Regions from separate parts of the Homo sapiens genome. Here all the other regions are linked to region 3. A link is a contact called in ENCODE Hi-C or POLR2A ChIA-PET data. All regions are on one chromosome and are shown on one strand. Each heading gives the region's core, a stretch centred on a gene start or an enhancer-like site at or near the end of the contact. The rest is flanking DNA. Distances are from core to core; before and after follow the strand shown. Region 1 holds the start of TAOK1 (TAO kinase 1). Region 2 holds the start of SPAG5-AS1 (SPAG5 antisense RNA 1). Region 3 holds the start of PHF12 (PHD finger protein 12).

Region 1 (4,068 bases), core at 189-2,688, 440 kb after region 3:
ATAAGAAAGTTTCTTTCCCAAAAAGCCAGAGAAAATCTTATTGTACCCATTGGCTCTAATTGGATCATGTGCCCATCCCTGAGCCAGACTAGAGGAAGGTCATACATACACTGTATACACGGATTGCTTAGGTCTGATCAACATGCTCCTTCCTTGGAGCACAGATCTACTATGGCCAGCCTGGTCTCGAACTCCTGACCTCAGGTGATCCGCCCGTCTCAGCCTCCCAAAGTGCTATAATTACAGGCGTGAGCCACCGGGCCCGGCCCAGAGTTAATTTTTATTCATGAAACTCATATAACAGGTTTATTTATTTCAGTCGTTTTGTTGGTTAAAGAACCAAGATTTTTTATGACTACACTTTGTGTACACTTTTAGGTTCTCTCTTTTTTTTTTTTTTTTTTGAGACGAGTCTCATTCTGTCGCCCAGGCTGGAGTGCAGTGGCGCAATCTCGGCTCACTGCAACCTCCGCCTCCCGGGTTCACGCCATTCTCCTGCCTCAGCCTCCCGAGTAGCTAGCTGGGACTACAGGCGCCCACCACCACGCCCGGCTAATTTTTTTCTATCTTTTAATAGAGACGGGGTTTCACCGTGTTAGCCAGGATGCTCTCGATCTCCTGACCTCGTGATCCGCCCGCCTCGGCCTCCCAAAGTGCTGGGATTACAGGCGTGAGCCACCGCGCCCGGCCTTACACTTTTAGGTTCTTGAATAAGTACTGAGGGAGTTTTCCCTAAAAAAAAAAAAAAAAGTTTTGAGATAAAAGAATAAAAACTCTACTTCTTCTTTGCATAGGAGTCTTTAGTTTGTTTGCTGCTCTTGTTCCAAAACTTCTCATTACTCAACCTACTAAACCCACAGACACTTTTCAAGAAGTTATCTCTTTTCTACATCACCAATATATAGGGTGGCTTAGATCTGTATTTCCAAGTCTTACTGTCGTTCCAAGAATTAGTATCAACTATTAGAATCTCAAAAACTCAACTGCATACTGATTGCGCTGCCCAGTGTACCTCTGAATCCCACGGGGGAGGGGGTGTAGAACCGAGTTGTGCAGGAATGGGATATTCCACACTTCAGGGCAAACTTATTCGCAGGATCAGTGGCGGGCTTTGGAGGTGGGAAGCAGGAAGGAAGGGGAATGCAGATAAACTCTTCTTCTTCAGATCTCCGGGGTGAAATGAATGCACCTGACGCCCGCGTGGCATTAGAAGCTCCGCGAACTCAGTGAGGCCATGCTGGACAGAGGCTGGAACTCCGGGCCACCGGGACAACTCTGCCCGTAGCAAGCCTTGCGCGCTCCTGTGAGGGCGCGCGCGCGCGCATGTAGTCGTGTCTCGCGCAGGGTCCGGCCTGTCAGGCGGAAAATCTCGCGAGATCGGAGACGGGGGATGACGGTCTGGAGGAGGGGAGTGGTGTCGGGTAAAGGGGGGGAAGCTGGGCAGCGGCCGGGCTCTGTGGCTTCAGGGCTCGGGGAGAGAGAGGGAGGGTGGCAAAGAGACTGAGTCGGTGCCGCCGCCTGCCTGAGGAGAGAGGAGGGGTCCCGCTCGCCCTGCGCCCTTCGCGGGCCGAAAGCACTAGGCACTCGCGAACATCTGAGGCCTCCCGGCCCCGGGGGACCCCGCCCCGCCGTCCGCCGGCCGGCCCGCGGCCTCTCTTCCCTTTGTGAGCGCCTCCTTACCAGGGGTGGTGTTGGTGGCGGAGGGCTGCGCGTGGGCCCGCCCGCCGAGGGGCCGCGGCGGGGGACCGAGAGGGCCTCGGCTGTGTGAGGACTAGAGGCGGCCGAGGCCCGGGCCGGTTCCCCCGAGGCGGCGACGGAGACGGCTCCCGGCACTTCCCCGCGCCATCTTAACTGAGCCCAAGCGCTGAGGGCGCCTCCTCGACCCCGGTCGTCCCCTCGCCCCCCCCCCCACCCCCCGCCGCCGCCGCCCCTTGTTGCAGAGCTTGGGCTGGGCGGCTTGCTGGGGCTCGGGGGTGGGGGGCGGCGATCTGTCGCCGGGCCCCCTCCTCCTCCTCACTCCTCACCCTCCAGGGTAGCGGCTACCGGAGCGCTGCAGGGGGCTGCGCCTGCCTGCTCCGCCCCAGACCTGTCGGCGAAAGGGTAAGGGCACCTCTGCTTTGGGAAAGGGGGATATAGAGGGGGGCGGGGAAATTCGGCCCACTCGGGCCTGTGTGTGGAAGAAGGGATGTGGGAGTGGGGTGGGGGAGGGAGAAAAGGAGGGTCTGTGATTCTGTGGGTGGGGTGAAGAAGCTGGTGAGCTGGGCGCCCTCCGGTTTTAAGGGGCGAGAGCAATTCCATTCCTTTTTCCTGAGGGTCACCGGAAGGGGTGGTGGAAGGGGGATGTTTCGAGGAAGGTGTGGCCCTCACAGGGAGACTGGGTTGATGTGCACCCCGGTTTAAAGGCGCGAGGTCCCCTTCCCCTCTGGTGCCTTTGCTCCTCTTCTCCTTTGTAGTGTCTGTGTATTCTTGGGAAGGGAGACTGCTCTGGGTGGCTTGCTGGGTGGATTCCACCCCCTAGCACAGGAAATCTATACCCCTCTTCTGTAGGGGCGATGGAAGCGTTTCTCTCCCCGTACCCTTCCCCCTTCCCCATCCTCTAGTCTACTGCAATGCTGCAGAAGTCCAAGGCAGTTTCTTCATACACAGACCCATGTATACACAGAAGGGAGGGGGAGCAGGAGAGGGAAGTAATGGCGCTTCCCTTGAAAAGGTTACTCTTTTTCCTTTGGTTTTAAATCGACGACAGTATCGTTTTAATACTCTTCCCCTGAGATCTGTCCATGGGAAGTGTATCTGTTCTGGTGTTATTGTTGGGGGATATGGCCTCTCGAGAGGGACACCTCTCCTGTTAGAACAGTTTTGATGTCTCTCTTTTTGAGAGATGTCTGGATTGACATTTTTTGTGAGCAGGTTGGATTTTAGTTAGAATTCAAATAAAATAATTTTGTACCTCCTCATCCTCATTTCCCTTTTCTTTTTCTATGACTTTTGTAGTTCATGAAGAATTATTGGCCTGGCGCGGTGGCTCACGCCTGTAATCCCAGCACTTTGGGAGGCCAAGGCGGGCGGATCACGAAGTCAGGAGATCGAGACCATCCTGGCTAACACGGTGAAACCCCGTCTCTGCTAAAAATACAAAAAATTAGCTGGGCATGGTGGCACGCGCCTGTAGTCCCAGCTACTCGGGAGGCTGAGGGAGGAGAATCGCTTGAACCCGGGAGGCGGAGGTTGCAGTGAGGCGAGATGGTGCCACTGCACTCCAACCTGGGCGACAGAGCGAGACTCCGTTTCAAAAAAAAAAATTATTAACAATTATTACATACAGACAGCCTGTCTGATTCAGGGCATTTCTCCCTAAGCTGTGAATTTTTAGGGTTGATACTGTTGTGTATAATATTGAAATTGGATTTTTTTTAAAATGGTAAGGTTACAAACCTTTCTGCAGCTGTTTCTTTGTTCTTATTAATCTGCCTAATTATTCTATGATCTATTTTCTGTAGTCAGTCATTTTTCACTTCTTTTGCTACCTGTCATGTTTGTCTGAAAGCAGATCATCTTATCTGGTTTACAGTAGTACTTGTTGGTTTTGTTCTTAGTTGAGTAGAAATAAAAATTTAAACATTCTGGAAATGTGCTGCCAAGTGCTTTTTGTGACCAAAGAGTAGTTTTCAAGTCTCCATGTACTGATGATACATTTTTTTCAAGTGTTTAGTAAATACTGGTGATGTGATTTCAAAATATTCCACATATGACTATTAATAGAATTAATTTTTTCCCAAAGTGAAGAAGAAGACTAAAATGTGTACAGATAATGAGTTGTCTTTGGTGTATTTAGTGTTTTCAGCTCTACTTAGTGACTTATTTTTAAATACTTCAAATGCCATCTACATTTTATGTTGTCATTAAATGTTGTCCAATAGAGCTTTTTTGGTGTGTTTGTTGCATTTTGAAACCTGTTTTAAGATAGGGATTTAAAGGTGTTAGTAGTAGCGCTAGGCACTAACTTAGTTTCTGTCATTTTATATCATGATTTTGATGTAGGAGACATGGTATGTTAAATAAGTTTTA
Region 2 (4,549 bases), core at 2,025-4,524, 350 kb before region 3:
CAACATGGTGAAACCCTGTCTCTACTAAAAATACAAAAATTACCTGGGCGTAGTGATACATGCCTGTAATCCCAGCTACTCAGGAGGCTGAGGCAAGAGAATTGCATGAACCTGGGAGGCGGAGGTTGCAGTGACCCTAGATGGCACCACTGCACTCCAGCCTGGGTGACAGAGCAAGACTCCGTCTCAAAAAAAAAATCTGCCAGGCGTGGTGGCACACACCGTAATCCCAGCTACTTGGGAGGGTGAGGCAGGAAAATTGCTTGAATCCGGGAGGCAGAGGTTGCAGTGAGCCAAGATTGTGCCACTGCACTCCAGCCTGGGCAACAGAGTGAGACTCTCAAAAAAAAAAAAATTTTTACAAAACAAAAATAATTGCTATTTTATTGGGGAAAAACCCTTTTCATTGTGTAGCTGACTGCATCTGGAGGTAGTAAGCCCAGCAGTTAAGAGGGAAGGAGAATTCGATTTCAATCTAGTATTCTGCTATTGTGATTAAATAATTATGGTTAAATTCTATAAGTTCAGGCTGGGCGCCATAGCTCACACCTGTAATCCCAGCACTTTGGGAGGCTGAGGTGGGCGGATCACCTGAGGTCAGGAATTCGAGACAAGCCTGGCCAATATGGCGAAACCCCGTCTCTATTAAAAATACAAAAATTAGCCAGGCATGGTGGCACGTGCCTATAATCCCAGCTACTAGGGAGGCTGAGGCAGGAGGATCGCTTGAACCCAGGAGGCAGAGGTTGCAACGAGCCAAGATCGTGCCATTGCACTCCAGCCTAGGGAACAAGAGCAAAACTGCATCTCAAAATTAATTAATTAATTAATAATCATAATAAATTCTATAAGCTCTATAGAGCTAATTTCCACCTAGTACTTATTTATTTTTCATCTTAAGCTGTACTGTCTAATATGATAGCCACTAGCCACATGTAGCTATTGAAATTAAAATTAAAAATTCAGGCCGGGCACAGTGGCTCACGCCTATAATCCCAGCACTTTGGAAGGCGGAGGCGGGCAGATCACCTGAGGTCAGGAGTTCGAGACCAGCCTGACCAACATGGAGAAACCCGTCTTTACTGAAAATACAAAAATTAGCTGGGTGTGGTGGCACATGCCGGAGGCTGAGACAGAAGAATCGCTTGAACCCGGGAGGCAGAGGTTGCGGTGAGCCGAGATCGCGCCATTGGACTCCAACCTGGGCAACAAGAGCGAAACTCCATCTCAAAAAAAAATTAATTAAATTAAATTAAATTAAATATTCAATTATTCAGGCCAGGCACAGTGGCTCACACCTGTAATCCCAGCACTTTGGGAGGCCGAGGCGGGCGGACCACTTGAGGTCAGGAGTTTGAGACCAGCCTGGCCAACATTGTGAAACCCTGTCTCTACTAAAAATACAAAAAATTAGCCAGGCGTGGTGGTGTGCACCTGTAATCCCAGTTACTCAGGAGCCTGAGGCAGGAGAATCGCTTGAGCCCTGGAGGCGGAGATTGCAGTGAGCCAAGATCACGCCACTGCACTCCAGCCTGGGTGACAGAGCAAGACTCCGTCTCAAAAACAAAAAAATTCAATTCTTCAGTCACCTCAGCCACGTTTTAAGTGCTCAATAACCATGTGACTAGTAGTTACCATGCTGGACAGCACAGATTATCAAATATTTCCCTCATCCCAGAAAGTTCTATTGGACAGTAGGTATTTTGCAACTCTTTCAAGAAAGACTGCTATGCTATCATCATACTTCTGTTACTCAGGATGTCATCTGTCTATACACTCTTCTTTCCTCCTCATACCTATTTTATTGATATCCCATCTCCTTCCAAAAATAATTCATATGCATGAAAATGAATAGATACGATTAATGAAATAACAAAGTCATGGTCAAAAAAGAGGAAGCAAAACTTCCTATACAGCTATAACAGTAGCTGTATGTGATGATCCAGTTTGGCCTTGAGCTTTCTAGAAGGCAGAGCAAGAGGGAAAATATGGTAAACTACATAGTTCTCATTATCAGAAAGAAAAGGATAGCAATTTCTTCAGGAAGACAATTTTTCCAGGCAGTTAGTCCTAAAGCCTTTCTTGGAGGAATCTTATACAGGAGTCAAGCTGCTTCCTTGACAAGTTTTGACAGCAACTGAAATGCAGTTTCTACATGGCTACGTCTCTCAAAACGTTTAACAAAAGTACAAATCAGTGAGGGCAATTCTGCAAGGAGCTAGTTTAAACTAAGGTGATTCAAGTACCCTACCTTCCAGTGGTGTAACTTGATCCCAGGAGAGTTCTAACTACCTCCTAGAGTAAATGGATATTGCCTCAATCTTGCAGGTGACTGACCTTTCCGTAAGTGACCCCATGTTGGAGGAAGAGCACTAATCAGGGTGGTAGGATTTCTCAATAGTTTGATAAAGGTCGAAGGGAGGAGGAGGAGGTAATAAAAACTAACAGCTAAACAGAGATTCAAGTTCTCACTGGATTTCCTTTAACCACCCTAGGGCACCTCTCTGTTGGCCTGAATAGCTGTAAATGGATGTCACCGACGTAGAAGACTTCATTATCGTTATTAATTATTGTAGCCCTGGCCCTCTGTTCCCCTGAGCTCTCACCCTGGGCAAACAGCCCAGTCGAGAAGCTGTCCAGGCGAATCTCACCTGCAGCCCCAGCTTGCACAGTGATGGGGTCAGCGAGGAGCAAGCGGGGGATCTTTTTCCAGAGTTGGTGAGGGCACCGGGCTGCAGGGTAAGTTCACGGAGAGGAGTTCTCATAGATGGTTTTCCCTGAGAAAGAAACCAAGAAAGAGGGCGAGTGTGAGGAAGCCTGGGTTCTGCCAGCCCGCCCCTCCTCCCTCCCTAAGAAGCCCAAAATGCGATTAGAAGAGTACGCTCGCACCCTAGTCGCGCAGGAGCAGCAAGGCGAACAAAGACTCCACAAGCCCCCAACCCCGGGCTCGACCCAACTTTCCAGGACAGTAGACACGGCCGGTGCCCCCGCGACAGCAGCCCGGCCCAGTTCTCTCCGCCAGAGATCTCCCGCTTACCGTCTGGGGCGAAGGCGACAGGCTGAGGCTCAGTTTTTTCACTCGCCACATCTTCAACCAGAAGGCAGGCCTATCACGTCTCAGACCAAGTCGAGGACGCCATGTTCACCCGCCGTCTGTGTTTGAACCTGCTCTGCGCTTCCTGGTTGGCTGCTTCAGGCGCGCGCGTACGCTCGGGGGTAGAGCCCGGGGGGCGGGGCCCGCGTTGACCACGCCCCCGGCCCTGCCTGCCCCTCCGTTGTCGAGCGTTTTCCGCTGACGGAGCCCTCACCTCAGACACCGGCGGTAGGGCTGGATGCGGGCCCGGCCCAGGACCGGTCTTCTGTCCTCACACCGGGGAGGACCACGCAGGTAGCTGGAGAGTCCAGGAGTCCATCCCTCCTGCTTCCAGCGGACCTCCTCACATCCATGGTGTTCATATCCAAGTTGTCTCCGTGGATGGAGAAGAGGAATCCTCTCCCTAGGTCTCCCTCAGTCCTCTCCAGCCGCAGCCTTGACGGGAAAGAGCCGGCCAGGGAGTCTAGAAGCCGAAGCGGTGCCGAGCGGCTTCCCTAGGCTTGGTGGGCCCGCGTCCGGGACGGCCCGGGCCGTGGTTCTCGACCTGGGCTGTAATGTCTCCAGAGTTTCTGGGCTTTTCCTGGGACTTACTCAGGCCGGCTACCAGTTTACTGGGCTAACCGCCTACATGTATTGAACATTGAGTGTGTGCCTGGCGCTATGCCGAATGCCGTGTAGTAGCTCATTTAATGCGCATAAGGACCTACGTAGTGAGAAATACTATAAATATCCCCATTTGTGACAGGAAGGAGCTGAGTCAGAGAGACCGTGTGTAATTTGCTCAGCGTCACACAGATAGTAAACGGCAGAGCCGCTCTTCCTCCCTGTCCCGCCAGCTCCTGCCTTCTGCTGTCTTGGATCTCCTATGCACGGGAAACCTGTTGAAGGTAGGACAGCCGAAAGGTCAGTATTCAGAGTGAGCCGTTTGCGAAGGTGTGTGTGCTTTGCACACTCACGGCGCCCTGTTTACACTCTGCAAGTCTTAATACATAGGGGGAAAGCAGCAGTCCAAAGAGGAGGAACTATGATGTTATAAACTGCAGCGTCCTCAGGGACGGGCTCCTCTAGCATTGTGTTGTCCAGTACGTTAGCCCTAGCCATAGTGGCTTTTGAGCACTTCAGATGTGACTAGTCCCAGTGGGAATGTGCTATAAATGTAAAACACTGTACAAACTGGATTTCAAACACGTCGTATGAAAAAAAGAATGCAAAATATCGCCAGGTGCGGTGGCTCATGCCTGTAATCCCAGCACGGAGGAGACAGAGGCAGGAGGATCCTTTAAGCCCAGGAGTTCGAGACCTGCCTCGGCAATATAGTGAGACCTATGTCTACAAAAAAAAAATTTGGGCCGGGCACGGTGGCTCACGCCTATAATCCCGCACTTCGGGAGGCCGAGGCAGGCGGATCACCTGAGGTCAGGAGTTCGAGACCAGCCTGCCCAACACGGCGAAACC
Region 3 (4,554 bases), core at 1,948-4,447:
GTAAGCAACACAACGTATATTCAGGCACAAATTTCTCCTAAGAATAGCAAAAGAAATGTGACCAGAAATATCTTCTCCAGGTGGATTACACCTTATAGGAAGTAAAGGCTAAAAACCACAGACCCTTAGTCACTTCATAATAAAAATTTTAAAGCCAGCAGCAAAACTTCCTCTACGATAATCATTTTTGTCCCAGCAATTTTACAAGCTGGGATGGGGTGCCCTCCTGGGCAAAAGTATCTTGGGAATGGTAATGGGAGTTTCCTACATAACTTCTGACCATAAACTTAATTTGCTCAGTATCAGTCATCTGTCTAATAAGTGTTCCCAAACCTGCAATTAGTACAAATATACAGTAGACACTACTCCACAAACCGAGAGATGGAACGTGAATGGAACTGTTGAGAGACCTTCGGTGAAATTTCACTTAAAACAAAATAAAAAGAGGGCTAAAAAAGGCAACATCAAACAACTGGTGGGAACACAGAACAGCCCCCTTTTCCTCTCTCCAGTCTGGCTCCTCTCTCAAACCCCTGCCTCAGTCAACTGTTGCAGAACAACAGAACGAGACCCAGTAGAACAAGACGAAATCTGGGTTTGCTGCCGCAGATGTGGGATTTTTGTGGAGGGCAGAGGTGATTTCGGCCGGCAGAAGATGGAGTTTAAACTCTTCTTTGCCGGATTGTCCTGGGCTGAGCCGCTGAGGAGGATCACGCAGCGGGCGATCAACTCAGGTCCCTCCCTCTCGGTTCGGTCTCTCCCCTCCTCTCATGTCCAGTAAGGGGGAAAAAGCGTACGGCTTTCCAGCTCTCAGCTCCTTAAAAATGCCTTTCTAGTGCCACCGCACACAATCCTCCCTCTGGCAGCAAAGAATTTTGCAGCGAAGGGCTCGCCGATCCGGAGCGGAGAAATGAAATCGGCGCCCAAGGGCAATTTTAATTGTCTAACCCGGCCCGATTTCCTAAGAGGCAGCGGCGCCGGGAGGGAGGAGGGAAGAGGGAGGAGGAAGGAAGGCAGCTCTGAGAGGCAACAGGGGGCAAGCGGAGGCAGAGAAAGGGGATCAAAGCGGCGAGATCCCAGACGGGGCCCCCGAGGAGCTTCTGCAGAAAGGACTCTGGGGCTGTCCCCACCGTTCCCCCGAGAGACGTTTGCAAATCATATATGCAGCCAAAATGGCGCTGAGAATAAAAATATAATTTAAAGGCAGGTCGCCATATTGTAAACAGAGAGGCAAAGAAGAGGCGGACTCGAGAGACACCCTCCACGATTTTTTCTACAGCCACAAGCGCCCGGTTGCCGGGGTCTGGACCAGGGCAACTCAGGTGGCCGAGGGCTCCACGCACCCACCCCGAGGAGATCCCGGCCGGGCAGGAGCCCCGAGGGCAGCGGGCGCGCGGGCAGGCAAGCGGCACTGGGCCCGGAGCTCCTCCCCTTCCTCCCCCGCCACTGCCGGCTGTCCCCGGCCGGCTCTGTCCCGGCTCCCCAGCGACTTCCAATCCCATATGGGGTTCTCTTCACTCGTCCCAACCCCCACCTCGGGGTCCGGACCCACCGCTGCTCCTCCCCGCTAAACTGCCAGAACCCGGCGGACACCTGGGGGCGGGGAGGTGCTCGCCCCGGCAGCTGCAGAAAGTCAGCTAGCGGCTGCAAGCGCCCGTTATTTCGGCAGTCAGGGGCAGGCCGGGTGAAGGAATGCGCAGAGAAGGGTCCGCCAAGAAGCTCCAAAAGGGTCCCCAGACCTTACCAGCACTGGAGGTGGAAGGCAGCCGGGCAGTGGTCGCAGCACAGGAGATCTCCACCTTCCTTGCAGCTATCGCAGCTGTCGTGGTTGGTGGCCCTGCCGCTTCTCCGGGGCTCCTTCTCAGGCTTCCGACTGCGCTTTTCTGCCTCGTCCGTCTTGGGGGGAGCCAGCAGAGCTTGGATTTGCTGCACACACATACAAACGGCGTGTGTGCACACTCGGAGCTCCCGGGCGGTCCGTCGCCCCCCCGGCGCGGTTTCTCCGTCACCCACCCCTCTCCCCCCTTTTGTCCTTCTTCCTCCCATCCAGGCTGCTCCCAGAATCTCTCAGCCCCCGGAACCAGGGGGAGCCCACCCTAACCGCGTTCCTGCAGCACAACAACGAGAACAGCTTCTTCCAAATGGGGAGGATCAAGGGTAGGGGGATGGGAAGAGGGTGCGCGGTTCCCTTCTTGCCACTTCCTTGTATGGACAGTGGGGGACTCCAAAGACCCGCTCGGGAGAGGCCCAAAGCCCGGTACCCGGACGTGCTGGGGGAAGCACAAAGGGGCCAACAAGAAGGGGGTGGGGAGGCCTGCCGGTGCAACGAGATGGAGTGGGCTGGCGCCTCGGGAGAGCGAATCGAGGGCGGCGGGTAGGTGAAACTGCTGCAAACGTCCTCGGAGGCTGAGCTCAGCCCCCTAAATTGCAAAGAGGGGAGGGAGAGGCTAGGTGAGGAAGAATCCCCCTCCCTCGGCCATCTAGGCGCTTCGAGTTTAGGACTGGCTTTGTGGGGCGGAGGGCGGAGGTTCCCTCCCGGCGCTGGAGGAAGGAGATGAGGAGGGCCACTCTTACCTCCATCAGCCCCCCTGATGTGTCCAAGTCGTACACGATCGTCTTGGTCTCCATTTTCTCCCACATTCATCCACCTCCCGGGCTGGGTGCTCTCTGCTCCGGCCCCCCCAACCCCGGGGGGAGGGGGGAGGTGAGGGGAGGGGGCGCTCCTGACCCCGGCCCCGCTTTTTTCCCAATACGGGTCCCGACTTCCTCGCCCTGGCTCCCCCCCACCCCCCGGCCCCCAGTCCCCGGGACGACAGCGTCCTCCCGACGGGCCGCGAGGGGGGAGCGGCCCCTCAGTCCCGGCCCGGCTGCTGGCTGCACAGTGGGTCCCGGCTCCGGGGGTCAGGCCTCGGCGGGGCCTAGTCCCACAGGCTAAAGCCGGCACTGGCGACAGCCGGTCCGGCCGGGAAGGCTGGCGGGCGCTGCCATCCCGGGGCTGGGGGTATCGGAGGGGGGGTGAGAGGTTACGTGAGGTTGTGGTACGTGAGGTGACTGGGGGGAGGGTGATGGGGGGTGGTCCCCGGGCTCCGCCTCTCGCCGCCGCCGCCGTCTGCGTCCCGGCTGCCGCGCACTTGGCGCAAACTTACCGCGAGCGCCCGCAAAGCCACCCGCGCAGGCGCCCCGGGATCGGCGCTCGCCGCGCGCAACCGCAGTGACAGCCGGCGGCCTGGCTCCCGCGCAGCCGCGGTGAGGGAGTACCCCCCAGCGCGCAGCCGCGCTGGCATTCGTCTGGAGGACCGAAGCCCCACCTTTCTGCCCTGCGCCAGCGCACTGAGACAAAAGGGCGGGACCTGAGGTCTCGCGCAGGCGCTTGAGAAAGCTTGTAGGGGTCAAGGCGCAGCCGCAGGAAGCTAGGGACTGTTCATCCATTGGTGTTTGTGTGCAAACTAAGACGACTCTGTTCTGCGCAGGCGTGTTGGGGGTGCTCCCCCTTCCTCTCCATAACACAGACGCCTCCCGCGCAGGCGTATTGCCTTCCGCAGGCCCTCACAAGAAAGCTGCTCCTTTCGCCATTTTGGTAATGGGATATGGGCTATCATGCCCTTGGAGTCCTCAGGCATGAACAGAAAGGAGCAAGGTGTGGTGTTGGATGGAGCTGGTCGCCTGTCGGTGACAGCAGTATTCCTAGGGATGTTGTACTTGACCGTTTGGTTCTACCATCGGGTGTGGCTGGACCAGGCCACCATATTGGTAAAGAGAAAAGCCATTTGAGACAGAAAATGACGCTTTTGGAGGCGTGTGGGATGACTGTGGTTCCTAATTCTCTCCCGCTCCTGACAGATAATTTTATCAGTTAATTGTATCCTCAGCATCCCTGCCTTGCGTGGTGGTGGCACTGGAGAGTTCCGCCTGCCCGTTACCACCCTCTCTTCACCACTGTCCCTGAGATCTGCTCTTCAAGAGGAAGCCTAAAGTGGAGAGTTTGTAATCCTGACAACGCCCAGCTACCTGCGTACCCCGGACTCCAACTCCCAGTTTGCAACGCCAAAGGGTCTAAAGGGCGAACGGGGGCGCATTGCATCCTGGGAGCAAGAATCGCGATAGGTCTGATGGATTGTGGGAACTGTAGTTCCATGTGCGTGCGATGCACTCTATGGTAGGATAGACCCGGGGAAGAGTCATTTGCCGGCCAGGAAGGGATACTTTTGAGAGCGTCAGTGCTGCATGCCGGGATTTGTAGTCTGAGGGCCCGCCTCGCATTCTGGGCGGGGATTCATGCTCCTTTTCAGGGCGCCCGCTCCTCCCCTTGGTATTGCCGTCAGAGATGGGCGGTTGGTTATTGCTGCCTGATGGTGGATGAAGCAGTGGAAAAGAGAATTGTATCGTTGTGCTTGACACTAGGGGTTTAGTTGGAATTGTTGCTTCGTAGCTGTGCTCGGCCCACTTTTAATGTTAAGGGACACAGCATTCTCAGAGTCGTCAAACTAGCAAGGGTTTAGAGACCATCTGATTTAATCCCCTCTTTTCCAGATGCACAGGGAGGCGCAGTGATTT

What was found. A loop is a pair of places that touch in the nucleus more often than their neighbours do. ChIA-PET counts read pairs that join two places held with the same protein, here RNA polymerase II (POLR2A). Pooled maps may share reads with other maps.
Region 1: a map of naive thymus-derived CD4-positive, alpha-beta T cell shows a loop between it and region 3 (29-fold over the local background). The contact joins the promoter of TAOK1 here to the promoter of PHF12 in region 3. A Hi-C loop is called at or near these places in 1 of 168 maps with a recorded cell type or tissue (naive thymus-derived CD4-positive, alpha-beta T cell), 4 of 37 single-sample maps with no recorded cell type and 11 of 50 pooled maps. POLR2A ChIA-PET finds 5 or more read pairs at or near these places in 2 of 52 experiments (IMR-90 and activated T-cell).
Region 2: a loop to region 3 is called in a map of naive thymus-derived CD4-positive, alpha-beta T cell, with 10 times the contacts of the local background. The contact joins the promoter of SPAG5-AS1 here to the promoter of PHF12 in region 3. A Hi-C loop is called at or near these places in 1 of 168 maps with a recorded cell type or tissue (naive thymus-derived CD4-positive, alpha-beta T cell), 4 of 37 single-sample maps with no recorded cell type and 12 of 50 pooled maps. POLR2A ChIA-PET finds 5 or more read pairs at or near these places in 4 of 52 experiments (CD4-positive, alpha-beta T cell, CD4-positive, alpha-beta memory T cell, K562 and 1 more).

What each region holds. Positions count from the first base shown.
Region 1 is chr17:29,388,925-29,392,992 of GRCh38, forward strand. It overlaps TAOK1 (TAO kinase 1), which reads left to right and starts at 1,439. Exons shown (of 20, transcript NM_020791.4): 1 at 1,439-2,100. MIR4523 (microRNA 4523) reads left to right here and starts at 1,738; the gene lies at 1,738-1,806. RefSeq lists enhancers at 995-1,234, 1,355-1,444, 2,605-2,844 and a silencer at 1,485-1,954.
Region 2 is chr17:28,595,859-28,600,407 of GRCh38, forward strand. SPAG5-AS1 (SPAG5 antisense RNA 1) reads left to right here and starts at 3,275. Exons shown (of 3, transcript NR_040012.1): 1 at 3,275-3,388; 2 at 3,840-3,997. It overlaps SPAG5 (sperm associated antigen 5), which reads right to left and starts at 3,167. Exons shown (of 24, transcript NM_006461.4): 1 at 3,038-3,167; 2 at 2,652-2,777. The coding sequence starts at 3,088. RefSeq lists enhancers at 2,829-3,373, 3,598-3,677 and a silencer at 3,078-3,387.
Region 3 is chr17:28,948,321-28,952,874 of GRCh38, forward strand. It overlaps PHF12 (PHD finger protein 12), which reads right to left and starts at 3,198. Exons shown (of 15, transcript NM_001033561.2): 1 at 2,575-3,198; 2 at 1,745-1,926. The coding sequence starts at 2,640. LOC105371716 (a long non-coding RNA gene) reads left to right here and starts at 3,282. Exons shown (of 5, transcript XR_001752822.2): 1 at 3,282-4,554. RefSeq lists enhancers at 459-1,079, 900-999, 3,440-3,489, 3,590-3,999, 3,701-4,322 and 1 more and silencers at 1,230-1,489, 3,000-3,269.